Regions from separate parts of the Homo sapiens genome. Here regions 2 and 3 are each linked to region 1. The links are chromatin loops, found by intact Hi-C in ENCODE. Cell type or tissue: sigmoid colon. All regions are shown on one strand.

Region 1 (8,000 bases):
GAACTCTACCAAGGATAGCCACAAAAATAATCATGATCCAAAAGGAACATAGCTTACCATGCATGTGGACCTATATGTAGATATGAATATGTGTGTGTGTGTGTGTGTGTGTGTGTGTGTGTGTGTGTGTGTGTGTGTTTCTATGTAGGTCAAGAGTGATGTGAATTTGGGCAAGTTACCTGAACTCTCCAAGGGTGAGGTTCCTTATCTGTAAAATGGGGGTAGCAATGATGTTCTTGTGAGGATTAAATCAGGCAAAGTATATAAAAGCACTTCACCCATTGCCTGGCATATAATTACATTCAATGGGGGATGTAGGGAAGAGAGAGACAGAGAGAGAGCATGCAAGCTAGCACACTGGAGGATGGGCTACCAGATTCATTGTTCACTGTCTTAAACACACGCAACCTCCCCTCTCTTGCAGTTTGGGTTCTGGCATCTTTAACAGTTTCATGGGCAAATCACTTCAAACCTCCACAGGTGCTACTTCACCTGGGCAGCAGTTGCTCACCCCCTACCCCTTCCCCCTCCCCAATTTAACCACACTTGCTGTGTTCTCAAGGCTGCTGATACACAACAAACTAAGAAAGTTTTTAATAGTTACCAATCACAGTTTTCAAAATCCACTCATTTTTGCCCTTGTTTTTGGGTTTAAAAAATCCTGGCATTTTCCTCAGAATTGCTGAACTATTAGGTGTGTAGATGAACTTGTGTTTTCTTGCTCTCCTACTCCAATTTCTTAGACTCAGACATGGAAAAGCTTCTCTGGGTCTCAAGACATAATTTCCAGGGTGCGTGGTTCCGCTGGGTGTGCTGTCTGGTCAGTCTTACCGTTGTGGATTCCACACCCCCACCCCACTGCCCCAACACCTATTAAAGCTGAGCTGACGTAACTTCAGGATACATTTATTATTTCTTACCTTATCATTCACAATTAGTGCAAATGATTAGTTCTCTGCCTTGCTCTTTAAAAAGAAAAGTCTTCATGGAGTCATTTTATCTACTTGTGAACCACAATCTCGTTTTTTTTTGGATGCTCCTTTGAGACTATACATATTTAATTCCTTTAATATTTCATCATAGAGCAGTCCTTCAGAACCTCTTATTTTAGTTGTTCCTTTTACTTTGGCAAAAATATAAGACTAAAGAAGCTGCAAATCTTGTTTTCCTGCCTATTTAAACAGCATCTAGAAATCTGAAGTAATTGTCTCCTCTTATTTTAAAGGTTTTTTTTTAAAAAAAAAAAAACAGCATACTAAATATTGTGGCATGGAGTTGAAAGCTTTAGGTCTGCAGCATTTGAAATGCTCAAATCCTGTCTTTAAAGAACAGTATTTCCTCTTTGTGACTCAGTGCTGTTATCAATATACAAGGCTGATAGAGTAATTTCAAATTCACAACATTATATGTAGATATTCAAAGGAAAGAAAAAGAGCTTCATGTGACTTTGCTTAATGGGTTTACCTATAGTTGTAAATGTATACAGTAAGTGATCCATATTTGGGAATTATCATGTAACAATTATTTCTAATAATAATTGATATAATCTATTAGAACTTGTGAGAGGTTTCGATGTAAATAATTTACCTGCCTAGCAGAGAGAAGGGAAGGAGAGTAAGCAGGGGAAAATGTTTCTAAAATGTCCTATCATTGGAAGTAAATGATCATAAATGTTTTTGCGTTAAGTTAGGGTTTGGTTTTAATTTTCCCTTGAATTCTAATGTTCCTACACCTTCCAAATATATTTTAAATCTTCATTAAATAAATCACATTTTAATCACACACGGAGCTTAAAAGAGGTGATTCTATGACAGATATTCAGTATTAGCTAGTGAAGGAGAACATTGGTTGAAGGTACCTAAAACCACGTGCATAAGGAACAGTTTATTTCTTATTTGGTGATTTACTATTTCAAGTCATTTTTGTGTCAAAGCTATAAAAATCTCCAGTGCTAAAAAGTGTAAGAAGAAATGAGCTAGCAAAAAAAAAAAAGTCGGGGGAAAGTTAATTTTTAAACTTGCATTACTTTTATTTTCCTACTTTCTGTTATTTCAGAATGCATACTTGGAATGAATCCTTCTAGAGACGTCCACGGTATGTTAAATTCCAAGTTATATTTTTAAATAAAGTACACACCTTCATAGATGTGTATATGATTTTATATCTATGTATCTCTATGTATAACTTGTGATATAATTTAACCAAATAATTAAGGCTGTTTCTGCTGATTCCAATATACTTAAAAGCAGTTCTCCATATTGTAAATGTTATACCATATAAAATATTTCAATGAAAGCTTAAATGATACCCTCAGTTCTACAGCGTTTACCATAGGTGCATTCTGATGCTATTAAATGCCTCTATACAACTCTCTAAAAACAAAACAGAGCTTGGCTTCCCTCACAGCCCAGCTTATTACCTGTGTTATAGCAGTGGTAATGCAAGATTTTTATGAGAGTAAAATGTTTACTAAGCATTCCTAAATTTTAAAAAGATTAATTTTAAAATGTCCTCAGCTTGCTACTTGTGAGGTACACAATGGGTTTATGAAGTGAAAGTGAAATCATCACACATTAACCATAGCATCCCACAGAAACATTCAGATGGAGGAAGGATGTAATGGAAGAACTAAGGGCTCTCCTCCCCCCTCTCATAGTAATTAGATTTGAAAAGTGAAGTAATCTCAAAGCCACTTCAGAAGAAAAAAATGTTTAATTAAATTCCAATGTTCAAAACTGGATAGTGTGTATGGCAGGTGATTTGTACATACATGTTACTCTTCATCAAAATTGTTTTCCATCCCTGTGACATCAATACAAACTGCAGCTATTTGGTTCCAAACCATAGCAAGATACATTCTATTTTTTAAAATGTAAATGGTCATTTAAAATAGAAATAATTCTTTTAGACGTACTGCATTTTTACAAATGTGATTTTGGAAATATATTGCTCGCAAAGGGTAATTTTAAGAGAATTGTTGAGATTCTAATCCCATCTTTATGCATATTTTGGGGAGGCTTTTGAAAGAGCAAAAAGGTAAAAGATTTAGTTATCTTCTGAGACCACCTATAGTTCTTTACCTAAAGTTGTAGAAGAAAAACGTCAATGCACTGTTACTGTTTTCCAATGAAATTATTTTTCTTCCAACTAACCAAGCAGTACTTTTTAAATCCACTGCAGAAATGTACATTTCATTCCTGTTGTGAGCCGTTTTCAATTCTCCTCCCTCCCTCTCCCCGCAACAAAATTTGGAAAAATCTGTCACGTAGCATCCGCCCAACGTATCGCTTCGTTGTATTTTTTTTTTTTTTAATTTTGCATTATGACAAAAGTAAATTCTAGCATTACTCCAGGGAAACACTGGGAATGAACCTGGTAATGTTTCCTTTCCTTTCTCCCTTAGGCAAAGGAAGGGGAATTCTGTATTGTCGCTAAAATGAGCGCTCTTGGTGGAAAGGAATTCCTCACTTCGTACACGCTGTGGCTGTCCTTGAAAGTGCAGGCTCCGTAAAATGCCCGGCCGACTAAGGGGTTCCCTTTCCCCGGAGCCCCTGCCTCTTTCCATTCATTTTAGATCCTCAGTAAGGAAGGGCAGAGGTTGGTCTGTTTCTTCTTTTCAAGAGGGCACCGCGCTGCGCAGTTAACAGCCTGCGCCGCTCCGGGGAAACCCAAATGTCCCGCGATCCCATCGAGTCAAGGAGCAAAAGCTGTGATTGCTATCAGCTTTTTGTCGGGCTTCAAACTCGGGGTTTATCGGTTGAAACTCCTAGCTGAGCAGCTCCCACGACGCTGCCTCTGACGGCTAAACTCGGTGCATGCAAGGCTGGGACCAACTTTCCTTACTCGATAAAGGAACTTGACTCCCTCCTGGGAGACCGCAGCCCGAGTCCGACTCGCAGCCCCCGTCGCGGGGTTTAGGGTTTTAGGCAAGCGGCCCGAGACCCAGAGGAGCCTCCCTGGACCTTTCCGAGGGGCAAATCACCCGAGTCTGCTATTTCCCCTGGAGTCAAAAGCCTACTTTTGGAGCCGCCACACCCTCGTGCTCCCTCCCGCATCTCGGGGGTTCCGGGGGATGCACGTGGGGGTGGCCCCAGGAGCCCTGGGTGGGATCTCGGGGAAATGCATTGGAGACCAGGCGAAAAGGTTTCCCTTGCCCAGAACTTGCCTCTAGAGCGGGCCGCGTCCGAACCCGCAGGCAAAGGCGCTGCGGCCCCTGCGGGCGGGCGGGCGCGCGCGATGCACTCTTCTCAGGGACAGAGTTAGAAAGTGGACGTTTGGGCGGGGGGAGGGGGGGATTTACAACTGGAATTAGGCTTAAAAAAATCATTTTAAAAGAAAAATGTAGTAAGTTTTCTTTCCGAGACCCCAGGTCCATTAAAACAAAACTGAACTCGGGTGCTGGCAGTGCCCAGGGGGAGCGGAGGCGGAGAGGGTTGAGGCCGCGGGCCGCCCGCCTTAGCCCCCCGGAAGCCCGGGCTCCTGAAGCACAGATAGCCAAGAGCGGCCCGAGTCAAGCCCCAGGAACAGGGGCTTCGGGAAGAGACCCCGACCGGGCCGCACAGCGGGGAGGCCTGGTCCGAGAGTCCCCACCTGGCCGGCTGCGACTCTATATTGGAACCTCGGAAACGCGCCTTGGCCGTTCCAGCTCAAGTGGGCTCTGGGGCGGCTTCCTGTCTTTTATCCTCGAACGCTAGTTCTTCCCGGGCGACCCGAAGGCCACGAGGCGGGCCGCACAGCCCCGCGCCGTCGGGGGCGTTCCGGGAGCTCCGGGGACTGCGCGCGGCGTCCAGGGAGGGCGGCTGCTGCCCCCTGGCGTCCGCCAGAGCCCGCGGCGCGTCCCGACAGCTCCGCGCAGTCCGGGCCCGCCCGGGAAAGGCCTCCACGCCAGTCAACCCCGGCCCCCTCCTGCGTCCGGGCCCGCGGCAACGCCCGGGGACAGTCCCTGCGCGGCAGCGGCCACAGCACCCTAGCCCTGGGGGAGGGAGGAGCGGGCGTCAGGGGCCCCGTGAGGTCGGCGAGGGACCCCCGCGCCGGGGAGCTTAATTGAGGGGCTCCGCGGGGACCACAAAGCAGCCCGCGGTGGAACGGGGCCGGGATCCGGGGACTGGGTTGCAGCCCCGGGGTGGATGAGAGGCCCCGGGAGGTGCAGGGCCCGGCAGGGAGGGCGTGGAGGGACTCATGGTGACGGGAGCAGCCTCCGCTGGGAGGGAGCCCCGCCGGGCGGGGTCGGAGTTGGCAGCGCACGCCGGACCGGGGGCGGGGCCCTCCGAGCTCCGCGAAAATGCCCGCAGCACCGCGGGGACCGGCGCAGGGGGAAGCGGCCGCCCGCACGCGAAGCCGGGGTGGGTTCCGCACCTGGGGCCGCTCGAGCGCACGGGGGCGGGGAGAGGAGCGGGGGCCGCTTCCGGGGAGCCGGAGGGGAGACGCGGGGCCCGGGCAGGCTGTCCGGCTGCTGCGGGTGCCGGCGCTACAAGGCCCGGGAGCAAGCCGCGTGGCTGCTTTCAACTTTCCTTCCAGCCGCGCGTTCTTGGGGTCTTTCCTGACTAGGAAACTCTTCGCTGGCCGCTGACGCACGCAGCAAGTGAGACGCGCGGAGGGATCGAGCCGCGGCCCGGGCGCAGCGGTAAAAAACACCCATTACAGAAACCGACCCAAGGGAAGACGCTGAGAGCAAACGGCACGCGCGGACGCCGTCCGGCCTCATGCAAGGAATCAGCGCCGCTTCGCCGCAGCTGCCAGCCGGACGGTGCAGGAGCGCGGAGTGGCTCCCCCGGGCCCCGCGGCCAAATCGCACCCCCGCCCTGGAAGCGGAGGCCTGGCCCTGGGCGGCCGCGCAGGATCTGGGGCCGTCCGCGGGCTGCAGCCCGGTTCGGGAGCCTCGTGGCGGCCACTGCGCCTGCCTGCAGCGGCTCGCGGGGCCGGGCCTCTCCGGGTGCGGCGCGCCGGCCGGGTCCTCCTCGGGCCGGCGGGGCCTGCTTTCTTTTTCCAGGTCTCCGGACCGTGGCCACTCGCGGAGCCGCACAAGCCTGCGTGTGGCTGCGGAAAGGGGTCCGCACGCGGGCGGGGCCCCGGGCCAGCATGCAGGCTTGGATGCGGGGCGCGGGGGTGGCCTCCGACTCCCCGCCCGGGCTGCGTACAGTAGCGCGCGGCGCGGCGGCGGGGGCGCGCGGGCCAATTCCAGGAGCCGGCGGCGGCGAGCCGCGCCCTGGCTGATACCGGAAAGGCCTGTGATTGGCCGCCGGCCGCCCCTATGCAAACGAGCTGAGGGAATGGAATTCCTCCGGCCGGGCTTACAGTAAAAGCACGTTCATTTCCAGGCACTCTCATTCATAGAGCCAGCGGGCGCGGGCGGGACGGGCGCCCCGCGGCCGGACCCAGCCAGGGCACCACGCTGCCCGGCCCTGCGCCGCCAGGCACTTCTTTCCGGGGCTCCTAGGGACGCCAGAAGGAAGTCAACCTCTGCTGCTTCTCCTTGGCCTGCGTTGGACCTTCCTTTTTTTGTTGTTTTTTTTTGTTTTTCCCCTTTCTTCCTTTTGAATTAACTGGCTTCTTGGCTGGATGTTTTCAACTTCTTTCCTGGCTGCGAACTTTTCCCCAATTGTTTTCCTTTTACAACAGGGGGAGAAAGTGCTCTGTGGTCCGAGGCGAGCCGTGAAGTTGCGTGTGCGTGGCAGTGTGCGTGGCAGGATGTGCGTGCGTGTGTAACCCGAGCCGCCCGATCTGTTTCGATCTGCGCCGCGGAGCCCTCCCTCAAGGCCCGCTCCACCTGCTGCGGTTACGCGGCGCTCGTGGGTGTTCGTGCCTCGGAGCAGCTAACCGGCGGGTGCTGGGCGACGGTGGAGGAGTATCGTCTCGCTGCTGCCCGAGTCAGGGCTGAGTCACCCAGCTGATGTAGACAGTGGCTGCCTTCCGAAGAGTGCGTGTTTGCATGTGTGTGACTCTGCGGCTGCTCAACTCCCAACAAACCAGAGGACCAGCCACAAACTTAACCAACATCCCCAAACCCGAGTTCACAGATGTGGGAGAGCTGTAGAACCCTGAGTGTCATCGACTGGGCCTTCTTATGATTGTTGTTTTAAGATTAGCTGAAGATCTCTGAAACGCTGAATTTTCTGCACTGAGCGTTTTGACAGAATTCATTGAGAGAACAGAGAACATGACAAGTACTTCTAGCTCAGCACTGCTCCAACTACTGAAGCTGATTTTCAAGGCTACTTAAAAAAATCTGCAGCGTACATTAATGGATTTCTGTTGTGTTTAAATTCTCCACAGATTGTATTGTAAATATTTTATGAAGTAGAGCATATGTATATATTTATATATACGTGCACATACATTAGTAGCACTACCTTTGGAAGTCTCAGCTCTTGCTTTTCGGGACTGAAGCCAGTTTTGCATGATAAAAGTGGCCTTGTTACGGGAGATAATTGTGTTCTGTTGGGACTTTAGACAAAACTCACCTGCAAAAAACTGACAGGCATTAACTACTGGAACTTCCAAATAATGTGTTTGCTGATCGTTTTACTCTTCGCATAAATATTTTAGGAAGTGTATGAGAATTTTGCCTTCAGGAACTTTTCTAACAGCCAAAGACAGAACTTAACCTCTGCAAGCAAGATTCGTGGAAGATAGTCTCCACTTTTTAATGCACTAAGCAATCGGTTGCTAGGAGCCCATCCTGGGTCAGAGGCCGATCCGCAGAACCAGAACGTTTTCCCCTCCTGGACTGTTAGTAACTTAGTCTCCCTCCTCCCCTAACCACCCCCGCCCCCCCCCACCCCCCGCAGTAATAAAGGCCCCTGAACGTGTATGTTGGTCTCCCGGGAGCTGCTTGCTGAAGATCCGCGCCCCTGTCGCCGTCTGGTAGGAGCTGTTTGCAGGGTCCTAACTCAATCGGCTTGTTGTGATGCGTATCCCCGTAGATGCCAGCACGAGCCGCCGCTTCACGCCGCCTTCCACCGCGCTGAGCCCAGGCAAGATGAGCGAGGCGTTGCCGCTGG
Region 2 (8,000 bases), 730 kb before region 1:
TGGTAGATTTAGATTCCATATATGAATAACAAAAGAAATGCCAATTAAGGAGGAGGAATTAGTAATATTTTTTGGTGGTTTAAAAGTGAATATCTATGTTTTATGCATGTTTAGGTCAAATATATCCCTTGCACAAAATAAGTATGTCTACCTCACTCGAGGAAACTTGATATAAATTCATACACTGTATTAGTCCATTCTCACATTGCTAATAAAGATGTACCCAAGACTGGGTTATTTATAACGCAAAGAGGTTTAATTAACTCAGAGTTCAGCATGGCTGGGGAGGCCTCAGGAAACTTATAATCATGGCAGAAGGGGAAGCAAACAGGTCTTTCTTCACATTGCCGCAGTAAGGAGAAGAGTGAGAACCAGGTGACTGGGGAAGCCCCTTATAAAACCATCACTCACTATCATGAGAACAACATGGGAGTAACTGCCCCCATGATTCAATTACCTCCCACTGGGTCCCTCCCATGACGTGGGGATTATGGGAACTACATTTCAAGATGAGATTTGGGTGGGGACACAGTCAAACCATATCACACACTCTTAGAGGCATGTGGCTGTATGTGTATGTCACTCCTTGGCATGTTTTCCTTTTGGCCAATAGACTCCTGGAATCTTTTCTATTTTCTCAAAACATGTCTTTCTCTTCTGAGCATTAACTTAATAGTTTTGTGATGCAATAAAACTCAAAACAACTTTAACCTGTATCTTTGCTATAAATCAATAAATGTATTACACAAATATTTTTGGTGTAATATTTGTGTAAACACATATTTTTGGTGTAATATTTGTGTAAACACAAATATTAGTGTTTTAGAAATGAATACATGTTACTCATTTATGCCAATGTGAGGGTACAAGTAATCTAATTAATAACATGCATTTATCTAAACTTGCCAGCTGATAGGAAATGATCTATTTTACAAAATAAGTTAGTCTCAGTGTTCTGAACATTGAGTCTCATGTCTGGCTTTTACATGTAGGACTAAAATAGAAAGTTTAAAATCATGATTTAACTTACAGTTTTTAAAATTTTATTTTTAAATTGACAAATAATAAATTATGCATATTCATGGGGTACATAGTGATGTTTTGATATATATACTGTATGTAATCAGATCAGAGTAAGTGGCATATCCATCATCTCAAACATTTATCACTTACAGATTTTTTTTAAATCATAGGAAGCTAAGCATAACAGTCTGACTTTGCCTTAAATGATGACATGGTACATGAATATTTTTGAGCTTGCATTACCCTGCAAAGCTGGATAGACATGAGTGTTGTCCCCATTGCTGGGTTTCTTGCAGGAGCATCATTGTGGTCAGAAATAAACAAAGGAAAGAAGGTAATTAGAGTAGTGAATCTCTTTTGTGAAGTAGACTTTGTTTAATAAGTGAGGATAATCTCAGACAAAAGTTAGAAGGAGGCCATTAAACTCCTGTTGCTTAAATAACCATTATCCTGGAATAAACAATCATTCCAGAATGAAAGCAAAATAAGAGAAGATTTCAAACAAATATTAGATGAATTTACTGCTACTAGATCCTCACTGAAATAACTCTAATGAGTGTATTATACTTAGGGAAAAGTAACACAGTAAGAATGGGAAATACAGGGGAAACTGTAGATGAGGCTGTAAGAGGAACAGGCGAATTGTTAAGGGCCATCCCATTTGGGATTTCAACTTGATCTTTATAGCAAAGACTATAGAATGTTTTTAATTGTGGAAGAGTCAGTCGCACTGCTCACTGAATAATGGTTGGCAGGCAGTGAGATAAGGAGGAAGAAAGACTGGTTAAGTGGATGTAAAGGTTATCCATGCAGGAAATGATGATGACATCTCCCAGGCAGTGGAGATGGATTCTAGAGGTGTGGAGTCAGACCCAGAGGGTTTACAGATATTGTCAGGATGACTGGATAAGAGGGTTGAGGCTATGACAGTTGTAAGGATGACTCAAGTCTTTCCCTTGAGTTCTTGGTGGTAGCATTTACTGGATTGAGAAGAAGAAAGGGTTTGGAGGAAGTGGTTCGCTTTTGAACACATTGAATTTCAGAGGCTTGTAAGACAGGCAAGCAGAGATGGGCTTCATAAAACCCCAATAAGTTGGTGTTATTAGATGATTTAGAATGCTTCAGTATGCTGGTTGTATGGTGACCCCTCTCTCTCTTAAATTATATTCTTCCAACTACTAGTGAAGTTCACAACTTTCATTTGTTTATCAGCCATTCTGGTTTGCTGTTTTGTCAATTGCCCATGAACTGCCTTTGCCAGATGCTGTAGATTGTTTATTTAGCCAACACTTTTCTCCTTTCATTTTTGTGAAAAGTGACCCAATTTAGTTAAAGTGTGAAGAGACAATGTGCTAAGAAAGGAAGACAGGTCTTCCTCATTGTGGATGAACAATGATTGATGGTCATCAGACTCATTTATTTTATTTTATTTTATTTTTTAATTGACAAATAATAATTGTACATATCCATGAGGCACATGGTGATGTTTCAATGCATATAATATATAATCATCAGATCAGGGTAATTAGCATATCCATCATCTCAAACAGTTATCATTTCTTTGTGTTGGTAACATTCAATATCCTCCTTCTAGTTATTTGAAACTGTATATTATTGTCAACAATAGTCATCCTACAGGGGTATAGAACACTAGAACTTATTTCTCCTATCTAGCCATAATTTTGTGTCCTTCAACAAATCTCTCCCTATTCCTTGCTTCCCCAGACCTATTTCTGACCAAGAAGACCTAAGAGAAAGTCTCTTTTGTAGCTATTTGTGTTGCTCACGTCTTCTCCAGTATTTGGCTTCTAGATTTCACTCTGTTTATGGTGCCACACAGAGATTTCAAATTTTAATATAGCAAAAAAGTGTATCACTCTTTTCTTTGTTATGTGTCATTTCTGTGCCTTGGTTTAGAAATGCTTCTCTGCCTTGGAGTTCTAAAACAAATCTCTATTTTTCTTCCATAAATGTTAAATTTAGAAAACCTTTTCAAATTCATCTGGAATTTATTTTTTTGTAACTGGAATGAAAGAAAGTTGTTTTTTTCCAAATGGATAGTCAGTCAACCCAGAACCATTTTTTGAATAGTTCATTCTTTCCCCACTGGTTTATATGACCTTCTGCCATATGTGAAATGCACATGCATATGTTGGTCTGTTGTTAATCTCTCTAATCAGTTCATCTGAGCTATTCCTTTACCTCTATTTCTTTGCTCTGATAAGTTGTAGGTTCTCTTGAATTTTCTAAGTAAATAATCATATAGCCTACAAATAATGACAATTTTATTTCTTCCTTTCTGATGATTATATCAATTATTTTTTTGCCATGCCATGTCATGCTGGCTAGGATCTCTGGAACAATGTCATTTAGTTTTATTTTTTTTAATAGAGATGAAGTCTCCCTATATTACCCAGTCTGGTCTTGAACCGATGAGCTCAAGTGATCTTCTCATCTTGACCTTCTGGTACAATGTTAAATAGAAGAAGCTAGAGTAGGCATTCTCGTTTTGTTCCTGACTTGCTTTGTTGCCTTTAGGAGAATGCTTCTAATTCTTGACTATTTTGTATAATTTGGATAGATTCCATCCATCATATTAAGTGAATTCTTTCCATTCTTAACTTGTTTAGGATACTTGTTTTGTTACCATGCAAGACGTTGAATTTTGCCTTTGTGCTTTTTTTGCATCTATTGTGGTGATCATATAGCTTTTCTCCTGTAATGGGCTGTGAATTATATTTGGAGATTTTTCTAATGTTAACCTAATCCTGTATTGCTGAGATAAATCATACATGGCCATCATGTATTTATTTAAGTCTTATGGATTTAGGTTACCAATATTTTATTTAGGATTTTTGCATTTCTAGTCATAAGATAGATTGATTATTAGCCTATAGTAAATTTTTCTTTTAATGTCCTTGTTTTGGTTCCTAGGTTATATCAGTGTCATAAATTGAGGTAGGGAGCTTTCCCTGGAATAATTTGTGTGAAAGAGAACAGTTTGTGGAATATACCTGCAACGTTATTTGGTTCTTCACACTCTGTCTTTAGTGTTAAGGACAGGATGGGCCAAGGAACCTGCTGTATTATCAGTGGAGGCTTGGTCCTCAATCCACAGCTGATCTTCTGTCTTTGGGATCTAGGCTGGGCTATGAGGATCCCATTTTTCACTTTTTTGCAGATGCTCTTGGCCTTGGGCTCCATTGCCCCATCAAGGCCCAATCAAACACAGACTTAAGACCATTTCATTGTTCTGGTTGAAGGATTTTCAAGAAACCAAGTAACTAAAGTGAGAGGTAACCTAAAGAACATACATGGACGTAAGAGATTTTGATGTGTATTTTCTACCAACCCCAGTAGGGAAATTGGAAGCTTCTACCATAGTTATAAGATGTAATTAACCTGCTGAATAAAACCTTGTCTTCATTTTTCCCTGGGTTTCCATTTTGCAGAAAATTTGGGAAAAAAATCCAATTTTCAGAGCCTATTAAAAAAAAAAAACTAAGTCACGTATTCATTTTTTTTTATCTTGGGAAAAAATGTCTCTATCAGAATTCAGGCTCTCACGGGCATAGGCCCTGTTTATTCCTCTTTGAATTCCTAACATCGAGCACAATGTCTGGTGTGGCACAGGTACTTAGTAAGCGACTGTGTGTTTGAGGATGTTTGTTGTCCAAATTACTTACAACATTGATGTCAAAATCAGGCCAGGCAATGAATATCCTATTTTCAAGGGAGAAAACTAATTTTATTTCTGTTTGAAACTGAAAGTTCTTAAACAAACAAGCAAAATGATGAAAAATTAAGGTGATTGAGAACATTGTTAATACATACTATTTTATCACTTACGCAATATGTAAGCTTCTAATATTAAATGCTCTTTGCTTGTATTCACTGCCTGCATTTCTTATCTTGGCCTTTTGGTGTCATTCTGAGATTAATCTGAAAAGCATATTAAGCAAGGGTGAAATTATTTCCCTGGCTTTGGGTCTTTCTTCCGTCTCTGATTTGAAGTGAAGCTTATTGTGCCCGAAGTGAAGTTTATTTTGCCCGCAGTGAAGCTTACATAACTATCTTTTTCAATGTTGTCCTAACTTTGTGCCTTATGTGATTGGGAAACTTTTAAGTGTAGAGAGCACCAGTGGTAGTAAAATAAGCCCTTTTTTATAGGTAGTCTAGAAAGAGCTTTTTCTGAAATACTTTTTATTACCATGTATGAGAAATTTTAGTGAAAGCAAAACCAAGGTTCTTAAGCCATACTGGGATCTGATTTGTTTTCAATGATCTGTGAAATAGAGGTAACCGCTTTCCATGGGGCTGCAGAGATGATGAACCTCCTAATGCTTCGTCTTTCTGTTCTGCACATGGTCTGGTCACCTATGAATAAGTATGAAAATGCTTCGGACTTGAAGCCCATCGCCAATCCCAGTGCCAGACGTGTGTTTGCTCTTCCCGTTCAACTTGCAAAAGATTACGTGTCTCAACAACTTTTCTCTTTTCCATCATTAATTATGTTTTTCCTTCATTCATCATTTTAAGGCATATGCTTAATAAGATAGACTTTTTTATGCTGTAATAAATAAATTCATAAACAAATAAAATATAAATATTGACCTATAGGGTCACAAGTGAGAAGCAAAAGTTATGAACTCATTGTATTTGGCTGTTATTATGTACACTGTGTATATACCCATTACTATATACCCCGGAAGTTCACAGTTCCTCATTCCTGTAGGCTGCATTCATTCTCAGGAAGGGGAGCTGGACTTGTCTCCTGAATCTTTAAACAACAACACAATCTGAGATAATCATTGTATTAACTCTATTGCTCATGGTATGTCTGCCACTTGCTGGGTACTTGAGTGGTTCAACTTCAAATTTTGTGGCTACAAAGACACAGGAGATCCATTTCTCAAAATATTCCATTTTAATTCTGATCCTATCTGAGCAATATAATAAAGTTTTAAAATAAACTTTCTTAGAAAATTATTTTTTTAATGTAAGCCAAATTAAAATTTCATCCTGCAATTGGCTGCTTTCCATGATGTGAGGTCAATGAGTTTAGTTAAGAACTGTGATGGATCTGAGATCTTCCCCATACTTAGAAGCTAATGAGTTGGCCTGCCACATGCCATGGATGCTGGCAGATGGTGTGAGACCATTATATCAGAGACAAAGGCCTCTATTCCTTTCAGCGCAACAGGCAGCATGAGCATTACTGTGTTGGTTCTCCTTGCCCCCCTAGTCCCATGGTCATGGTACAATGGGGCCTAGATTTTGCTTACACAATCAGTGGGTGGGAACTTTGTACTTAGGGAACCCAAGTCTCATATAATGGGCAGTAAGCATGCCTGCTCTTCATTCCAGAGGGAGGTATTATCTCTATGTTCCAAAGCTGTTTTTCTATACAGACATCCTTGACAAGGTAGTCCAGAACAAAGGCTGGTCAGTGACTCATTTGCAAGATGTGTCATTGAACAATAGGGTAGAATATGCTTTCAGAGCTGTCCTGCCCTAAGGGGAGAAAAGCTGAGTATTTGTCCTCCAACTCCCACTCATTCTGGGCTGAGAGCTGCTCCAGGGACATTAACTTTCCAGCACCTCCAGCCTCCCAGTGGTACACTGTAAGGGTGAATTCCATGAGGGAGGAGGTTGGGAGTTGTCTGTGTTTATATAGCAGGTAAAGAGTATCGCGTCTGACTGTGATATGGACCGTGAGTGCGTGGGGACACTGTTGTAACACTGATGCTATCTGCCACACTCCCCAGTTTTAGTCTCCTCCCCTCTGTTGCAGTAAGAGAAGGACATGACATTTGGGAGGGGCCAGGGATGGAATGATATGGTTTGCATTTGTGTCCCTGCCCAACTCCTATGTCAAATTGTAATCCCCAGTGCTGGAGGTGGGGCCTGGTGGGAGGTGATCGGATCGTGGGAGCAGTTTCTCATGGTTTAGCACAATCTTCTAGGTGCTATTCTCGTGATAGTGAGTGCGGGAATTATGAGATCCTGTGGTTTAAAAGTGTGTAGCACCTCTGCCTTCTCTCTCTTCTTCCTCCTTTGGCCATGCAAAGTACCTTGTTTCCCCTGTGGCTTCCACCATTGTTGTAAGTTTCCTGAGGCCTCCCAAGAATCAGAAGCTTCTATGATTCCTGTACAGCCGGCAGAACCATTAGCCAGTTAAACCTCTTTTCTTTATAAATTACCCAGTCTCAGATATTTCTTTATAGCAGTGTGAGAACAAACTAAGATACCCTCCCAATATCACACATATCTTTTTCCCCTTTAAATCCACTGTTGATTTGTTTGGTCTATCAGAAATGCCCATAGACCTTACATAGCCTGGGTGATATTTTCAAATTTTCTTCATGTCATTCCTCTTAACTAGCTCACTGTCCAACTGCATACCTGTAAGAGAGTGGGCAGGGGGAAGGAGCAAAATACCAAATTCAAAGAAGTCAACTTAGCTACTTATTAATATCTGTGAAAATATTAAGAGCAAAAAATGGGAACTAATTGCTCACATTTGTGTTTTAAAATAACTGTGTCTTTTGTTCCCAATCTCCGTGACCTAAGCCTTGGAAAATCAAGAGTTGGTCCTCAATCAGAGTGTGTCAACAATTATTTTAAGAACAAATTGAGGAAATGTAGGCACAAGTCTTTCATCACCTTTTCACCATGGTTAGATGTATTTGCTCCCTCTCTGACAGTCCCTTCACTTTCAAGCTCTCCAACTGCTTTAGAATCCAGGGTGAAAAATGAAACTTAGTTCCTGCTTTTAAGAAAATGAGAGAATGCACATGACATATTGACAGGTACATTTCCTGGGAGCATAAAAGTATTGAGGATTTTGAGGGAAAAAAACATGCAATCTTGGCCAGTGAGAAGTCCACTAATTCAGAATCGGGGATAAATTTAAAATGCTGGTGAAGTGCATTTATATATTAGGGCTTGAAGCGGGGGAAGGGTTTGCCAAGCAA
Region 3 (8,000 bases), 430 kb before region 1:
CATGAGAATGGTTACTGTGATTTCCAGGCCCTGGAAGTCCCACCTGCACACAAGTATTTTTCTCACTGCCTTGGCAAGGTGAAACTTACATTCTTGACTGTAATTTCCCCCCAGAAAAGGCTCTGATAAAAAAGAGTAATGCCTGGGATATGTATGGGTTTATAGAAAGCCTCCCCAAAAGCACATGTTACCACCTGCCCTGTGATTGTGTTCTGGAGTGAGTGCATGGTCTCTTCCCAGCACAGATCACAGTCAAGTTGATTACCAGATGTAAAGGTTTACCCGGTCTAGCCAAGGTAAGATAAACCAGAAGGCTGACCTTGGGGAGGTCATGGCACTTGGAGGCAGAGACTTGGCCTCAGGGCACTGAAATGGGCACCAGGAGGTTTAACATGGAGGAGGGCAGCCAGGTCAGCCCAGACCTGATGGGTGTGTAGAGCAAGAAACTACAATGTCAAATTCTCAGCTACAGCTTCATGATTTGCTTTTGTGATTTGCATACAGTGTCTACATGCATGCAAGAGCATACCTAGGATTGAACATGGACAGTAAAGTGTATTGTGCTCATTCTCAATTTATTATAATGAGAGAAAAAAGGCATCCAGATTGTAAAGGGATTTTCTCCTGTTCTCTTGACCTGAGATAAAAACCAAGTTCCCCAGGCTTCAATACAATGATGCCAGCTGCCTACACTCCTTGTATTGTTAAAGTTCTCCTATGAGGAAACTCCCCTAGGCCACTAAGTGATGGAGAAAGTGCAAGCATCTCTGTTTAGGGCTGTGACTGTGCTTCTTGGCAGGCCAGCCTAGACTTAGAATCGTAGCCCAGTGGAAGGGCAACAGGTAAGATAACAATTGCACAGTTCACATTGGGATGTGGAAATCATACGTGCTCAGCCAATCCTGCACTTTCACCCCAGCCACTCTTTTATGGGATCTTGGATGCTCAGGGCTGTTTGTGTAATTGCTTCTTGTAAATGAGCTCCTACTCCATAACACTTTACAGTAAACCACTCTCCTTTGCCATCTGGTATCCAGTTGTTTTAACTGGGTTTCCAGTATTTGCATCAGTCATTTACAAGAACCTTTTTAACCTTTACAAAATAAAATAATTGAAATCTATCCTTTCAACTTCACATTTGTTTCAGAAAGGCTTTGAAATCAAGGCACAGAGGGGATGAAAGACAGGAGGATGTGAAAAGAAAAGGGCTTGGCTTTTCTCCCTCTGAGATGATCAGAAAGGGTGCCTTGGAGGTGCAGAGTCCTGCGCTGGAGAGGGTTATTGCCTCCATTATGGGCTCGTCTCTGTGGAAAATCTCTCCCCTGCCATGGTGAGTGGAGAGGCAGAAGAGCTGGGGAAAGACGTGCTCTTCCTTGACCCTGGGTCCTGGGTCTGCAAATCTTCTCTGTGTATAAACTGCATCCCTCCACACCTGCCCCACACTGCCCATGATTCTTCATTTCTCACTTTGTTTCTTTCTCTTGCTTAAACCATGAGTTCCTGCCTTGCTCAGATGGAGAGGAAAGGAAGAGAAATCCACACGTGTGTATGGTGCTGATTCTTTTCAGCCATGAAGAGGACTGGGACCTCTTACCAGATAAAGTGGGTGGATTTTATCTGCATCCTCCAAGCAGCACAGAAGTGAAAATATCTCAGTTGCAGATAACGGCATAGTTCAAAAGAATTTGACATTTTGACTATCTGGCCACTTTGTGTCTTTCTCTCTCCAGTTCTAATCACTTTAAATGACATGGAGGCTTCTAGAAGCCCAAGTAAAGGGGAGCTTTAATTTAAGAAATCCTCTCCATGGCTTCCCTTGCTCCTGTCTCTGTATGCAGGTTTCCCATCCTCCACTCTTTTCACCTTGAGTGGTTCTCTCTCCCATTCATCCCTTACCCACTCCCTTTTTCTGAGCAAAACTTGGGAGCTCCATCAGCCCCCTCCCCACACGTCATGATGAAGGTCTAGTTGCTGGCTCAGCAGATGAAGTGTCCCACCTCCTTAGAAGGCTGGGGTAGGGGTAGTGATACAGATACACAGAACTGAATACTCTTCAACCTAGTGGAAGAGAACAGGACCAAGACAAAGATCTGGTTGTTGCGAGGGGTCTGTGGTCTAGCGGGTTGCTGCCAGAACTCTACCTGGGGCGTGTATGGTCACGTTCACATCATACTATATTTGAGACTTTAGTTCAGAGCTGCCCCTATAACTTTCTCAGTGCTGATGGGCCACTTATTAACCCTGTTCCGTTAGGTGAGAGGTGAGGATACGCTTCCTCAAAAACCTTGGTTTTCAATTTGTTTCCTCATCTCTTGCTTTTCAGTGTCTTTCTTTGTCATATACATATTCCTGGCTTTTTAAAGCCACACAAGAAAATATATCTTTATGCCCAAAGAGAAACTTTGGGTGGGAACTGTTGATGGGTTTGAGTAAGAGTTTGTGTTGTTGTGTTGCTGTTGATTTCTGTTACCGTAACTAAACAATGCTTCACTCACGGTATTTCCTAGTGGTATTTTCTAAACCAAGAAGGTAGAGACTGGTTCTTAAGTTTGAAACCATGGGTTTCGTGGGTGGGACCCTGCTGAGGGTTAACTAAATATTGTATTCTAAAGAAAACACAGGGTTCATGTAGAAAGAGGATTCTATCACTGAAGCAAACACAGAGAAGAGCCACCCAGGAGGACTGGGTCCCCTCAGAGACTGCGGTTTAAGCCAATAGTCTCTGGCAAATGCATTCCTAAGTAATGAGTTTCATCCACATTAGTGCCCAGAACATTCAGAATATTCTGTGAGGCAGGCAAGGCAGTTCTGGAGAAAAGTTGCATAGCTTTCATCCGCTCACCAAAGGGGCCTGTAAGGACGACTGTGGCACGAAAGAGTTTCATTAGTTCTCAGTTTGAGTCACATAATCATAAAGTGGCATCAGGGAAAATTAGGATTAGTAGCCCTGATGGCAAAGGCTGATCTAGAAAAACTGTGTTTACGGAAGAGTTGTGGGATTCGACAGCATATTCATCTGGCACTTTCACAGGGTGCCGTATCTTTATTCAGTCAAGCACCTACTGTGTTATAGCCGTGCACTTATTTGAGGAAACAGCTTTCTGTGCACATGCTTGGCAGTTCGCCTGCTGAGGCACCTTCCTGCTGTAGGCTGGGTGTGACTCCCCTTTAAGGAGGGAATAGATCCGAAATGAATCGGAGCCTGTGCTGAAGCCGATGTCCAGTGTAAGCAGAGCAGGCCTGGATTTTTACCGCTTGGTGTTCCAAGGCTACATTTTGCTGAGAAATATTAAGTGTAACCAAATATTACAGGGAACACACTGTTCCTGCTATATTTCCAGGGCATCTGATCAATGGGAAAAATGAGAAGTAGAAATAAACAGAAGGGACAGGGAACTGAGCAGGCAATTGGGCTCAAAGGCAAACCGAGTAAAACAGAGGAAATGATTTTCAAAGTAAATACAGATAACTGGGGAAAGAAAGATGAATACTAAGCAGAGAAGAAATGTCTGACTGTCTTACTCCAGCCTGGGTTGGGCCAGGGAGCATGGTGGGGCCGTGCTGAGAATTTTCATCTGGGGCCTGGTCTCTCAGTAAGTCCAGCTGTCAGAGGCAATGCCAGGAACAGGCGAGATGAAACACAGTCACGGCAAGGGGTGCAACCTCCAAGAGAAAACCCAGTGCAGCGGGAGCTAAGAGGCTGCTGCCAGCAGCCCAGGCAGCCACGTGGGCCTGCAGGACTTTATTTGAAGAAAACACGGGGTTCATGGAGGACGTGGATCTTGTCATTGAAGTAAACTCGAAGAAGATCCACCCAAGAGGATCGAGTCCCCCTGGGAACTTTGCAGTTTCAGCCAATAGTTTCTGCCACGGGAGTTTTGTGCACGTTAGCTCCTGGAACACTTAGAATAGTCAGTGATGTGGGGTGCATGTGTGGGTCTTAAGCCTCCTCCATAAAGCAGATGTTCTCAGCCTCAGTGCTGTTGATACTGGGGTCAGATCATTCTTTGTGGTGGGGGCCCTGTTGCTATCCATTGCACAATGTTGAGCAGCATCCTTGGCTTCTGCCCACTGGTTGTATAGCGCTCCCCCACCCCACCTCCACTATATCCATCCAAAATGTATCCTGATATTGCCAAATGTGCCCCGGGGCGGGGGGCAGGGTACAATCACTCCCTGTTGGGAAACACGGCTATAGATGAAGAAACTAAAACCGAGAAAGTGTCCGTGGCACAAGTAACTGATGCAAAGCCACACCTGGAACCCACTAACTACAGAACTTTGAAGGCACCTTGGCCTTTTTCTGTAACTGCATTCTCAGCTGAAGAGGAATAGCTATGTAGAGTTCAGTTTTTGTAGTCAGATTCCTGGGTTCAAAGCTGGGCTCCACACTTAACTTGCTATCTGTGTGAACCTGGCTGTTACTCCATTTCTTTGTGTCTCAGTGTCTTCATCTGTAAAACAGCTTCGATGCTAACAGTATCCACCTTACAGGGTATGAGGTGAGTCAAACAAGGTAGGCCAAGCAAAGAGTGTGGTGCCAAGCCTTCTTGCTATGTGGGAAGTTCTTGATAATGGCTTGGGCCCGTCTTGACTGCATACTATGTTCTCTAATGAACACTTTTTAGTTTCCTTTGCTGATGTGGTTCCCTTTATCTGCAATACCCTTCCACCAACTTCTTTATATGGCCAACTTTTTCCTGCCCAGCAAGAAGCTGTTTAAATGTCATCTCTACAAAGGCTAAGGGCTCCTATGCTCTGTCCCCTTAGCAGCCCCCAAAGCACTGTATGCATTCAAATGTCTGTGTTTATGTCTCTCTTCCCAGCTAGACCTACTATGAGCAAGTAGGCCAAGGACCCTATGTAATAAACTACAATTCTCCTGTGACGCTCAGTGAATGGATAGGATCTTGACAGGTAGAAATGCGAACGGAGGGTAGCCTGCTGGGTTGAGAGAGTCTTAAGAGGTGAATGGTGGAGACACCAGAGAGCAAAAGAGATGCTCGGAAAATTCCGAGAGCTCGGCGTAAGGCATGAGTATCAGTGGGTCTCCTAGAGAGATCTCGCTCAGGTCACTTACCAGCCATATACCTTTGATGGGGGTAGGGTGTTTGGAGTGGGATGGGTTGGGGAGTGGCTTGATCAGAACTGTCATAGAGAGATTAGACTGGCAATACTTTGCAGTATACACTGGACTAGACAAAGTCTGGGGCAGGGAAAGATTAGTTAAGCAACTGCAGGAGAGAGTTCATGGAAGCAGAACTATAAACACAACTGTAAAACGCCTTTGAGTTAATCAAATTGTGACTATCAGAAGAATGGTGGCAAATGATCCATCGTTGATTGATTGGGAGAGATGAAAGAGAGGAAGAGCTCTCAAAAGTGGTCTGAGTGTTTTGGGGTATAAGAAGTTTGTGTTGCTGTTGAGGATCATTGCATGAGAGAGTGGAGATATCAAGGAACGTTCTTGAGTCTTCTCTGGATATTTTTGAAAATAGAGATGACCCTCCCCAGTCAGAGGTTACAAGTGACCCGGCTGAAGGTAGGAGTGGGGCATGTAGGGCTGGGGGTGGAAAGGGTGGCAGAGATGGACAAATGTACTTGTGCCTTTATCCTGGCAGTAGGAGTCATTTCTCACATTTTGAACTAGAAATCCCAAATAATGTCTCAGACCAGTTAGGTTTTATTTTCAAGGAGACATTTTGAACTTAAGGAGAGATGTTTGAGGACTTCTTGGAGAAACCAGACTCAATTGCAGAACAAAGAGACCCAGCACCTTGAATCATTTCAGGAGGAAGAGGCTATAAATACCTGTTTACGTAGATCCCTGCAGTCCTGAAACTTACACATATCCCAGATGTGAGACCATGTCTCGGTCGCCTTCTGACCTTAGGTATAAAGAAAGTATAGCTCAGGCTTTAATTCTGCCTCTCTTAAGTCACAGCCACATTTTCATCTTTGAGTCTCATAAACATTTGTCAGATTAAGGAATAAATTCAAATTCTCCTTACCTGGTCTGGTTTCAGAAGCCTGGGTCTGAGGCTGGGATCAGAGGCTGCTCTGGGTGGCATGCTGCAGCTCAAAACCAACAGAGAGGCCTCACTCCAGAGACGGCCTCTGGCATCTTCATAGGTTCAGGGAAACTGGTAAGTAGCTAAGGAAAGAAAACAAAGGAGATCTGAACTCTGAAGTCAATGCTTACCGTCTTCCCCTCTTCAAGTGTGGCTGAGGTCTGGCCGGGCAGGAGCCTGGTGCAATCTCTGTGGAGTCCTGCAGGAGTGAGTAAATGAGCCGCTGGCCTGGTGCTAAGCCCTTTGCCCTCACCTGGGCTTTCAGAAATGGAGCTGATGTCCTGAATTATTGATGCCTGCTTAAGTAAACAGTTGCAGAAAATAGGAGGAACCCCCTCCCCTCCCCTCACCACGAGGAAAAAAAGAGGAGGAAGGAAGCACTTATTTCAGGGATGGTAGCAAACGTAGAATACTCATGGAAGACCTGGGCCAAACATGTACTGCACATGGAGCCTCGTTTACAGCTTCCTGCCTAGAGATCCTCTCATTTTTGCTCCTGAAATTAAGACTATAAGTAATGAACTGGAAGATATCACAAATTAGATACTCTAAGCTAATGCCAAAAAACACATAGTACTGATATTTACAAATAACATGCATGGAAACTCTTTACAAAAGAAAACAAAGAAGAAAAAGGGAAAAGAGCAACTCACGCTGTCTTCTGGCCTGATCGGATGAGGGAAGGAGGGTGGCCCCTTGCCAGGAACCCTGAAAAACGGCTCCAGGGCAAGGAAAAAGATGAATGAAAGCAGTAGACAGAAAACAATGACTCTCCGTGGTGGCAGGTGATGGGTAAGACAGAAACAATTGATCAGGTTTATCTTTGCATTTTTACCTACTTGCTGCACACTTTTAACGCATAAATTTGGGAAGACTGTGCAGTAAAATGGTAGTGCTACCTTCTCCATGGTGGTGAGACCTGCCTCTCAGAGGACTCCGTAATTCCGGGGTGAGCTACCACTATGCGGTTTATTGCCTTCCAAGTGGGCCCAGCAGAAGGCTCAATGCTCATATTATGATTTATCCATTCAACCAACATGTCTGGAGAGCCTACTGTGCACCAGGCACATGCCGTGTTGCACGAACTGAGATGAATAAATCGTGTTTAAGGAGTTCACAGTCTGGTCATAAGAGCAATTGAGAATATACGGCTGTTGGCTTAAGTACCTCCATTTACTTTGAGTAAGGAGAGTTAATTGAACACTCTTTGCACTTCCCCACAGCTCTTACCAAGTCTTTGGAGGTTTCAGACCATTGCTGCTGCCAAGTGCAGCCCACCAGGGACAGATCCTATGTTTAAAAGAATAGTTTTGTATTTCCTCCATAGAGTTGGTTAGCAAATGATATTCAAAGAGGTGGGGTTATGCAAATAAAAATGAGATGTTAAATGAAGAGAACGATACACACCAGCAAGCACAGAGACAGTCCTTTGTTCCTTCAACAAATAGTTTTGAGTACTCATATGTAAGATAGTGGACTAGGTGCTAACCCTGAAAGAGGGTACAAGAAGATGTTTATGAGGCCCAAGTCATCTAGTGGTTCTCCATGCAATACAGAAGACCAAGTTCAATCAGATTTCAGGCAGTGTGCTAAATGCTGCATATGCAGATGGCATGTAGAGTCAGTGCTGTAAGGTTTCCAAGCCTAGGCAAATTATATCCGGCCACAACAATCAGGGAAGACTTTGCCAAGGGGGACGATAACTTCTGAGAGCACTGAAGGGTAAGGTGGAATTTTGAAAGTGAAAATGAGAGGGAAGAGCATCCCAAGCCGAGGCAGGAGAAGTGGGGAGGGACGTGGGAAGCCGAACAGGAAGGACAGCAGGAATAGCCTTGGAGACACTAATTCCAATTTCACTGACACATAGTGGGGCGTGGCCACATCTCCATGCCGACAGCTCTCAGCCTGCTCCAAGCTGGCATCACCATC

What was found. Peaks named below come from ENCODE experiments on the same cell type or tissue, not always from the same donor. Only the 100,000 strongest peaks of a DNase experiment are listed, where the experiment ranks them.
Region 2: it touches region 1 in a loop (6-fold over the local background); 23 of 110 quality-filtered maps call a loop at or near these places.
Region 3: it touches region 1 in a loop (8-fold over the local background); 4 of 110 quality-filtered maps call a loop at or near these places.

Annotation. Positions count from the first base shown.
Region 1 is chr21:34,887,019-34,895,018 of GRCh38, reverse strand. RUNX1 (RUNX family transcription factor 1) reads left to right here. Exons shown (of 9, transcript NM_001754.5): 3 at 2,056-2,094; 4 at 7,923-8,000. Among named protein-coding and RNA genes, the nearest start is that of RUNX1-AS1, 55 kb to the right of the region's middle. RefSeq lists silencers at 4,692-5,491, 5,792-6,471 and enhancers at 6,632-6,681, 6,952-7,011, 7,142-7,231, 7,818-7,957, 7,968-8,000 and 1 more. In sigmoid colon, a CTCF peak has its summit at 4,818 (motif pointing left); DNase peaks (open chromatin) are centred at 4,818, 5,178, 6,248, 6,868 and 3 weaker places; H3K4me3 peaks cover 4,576 bases; H3K27ac peaks cover 4,085 bases; H3K27me3 peaks cover 5,213 bases.
Region 2 is chr21:35,613,286-35,621,285 of GRCh38, reverse strand. No RefSeq gene overlaps it. Among named protein-coding and RNA genes, the nearest start is that of MIR802, 100 kb to the left of the region's middle. In sigmoid colon, a CTCF peak has its summit at 4,960; no DNase peak of the experiment used is centred here.
Region 3 is chr21:35,319,772-35,327,771 of GRCh38, reverse strand. No RefSeq gene overlaps it. Among named protein-coding and RNA genes, the nearest start is that of RUNX1, 270 kb to the right of the region's middle. In sigmoid colon, no CTCF peak of the experiment used is centred here; DNase peaks (open chromatin) are centred at 3,181, 3,621 and 4,044; H3K27ac peaks cover 657 bases.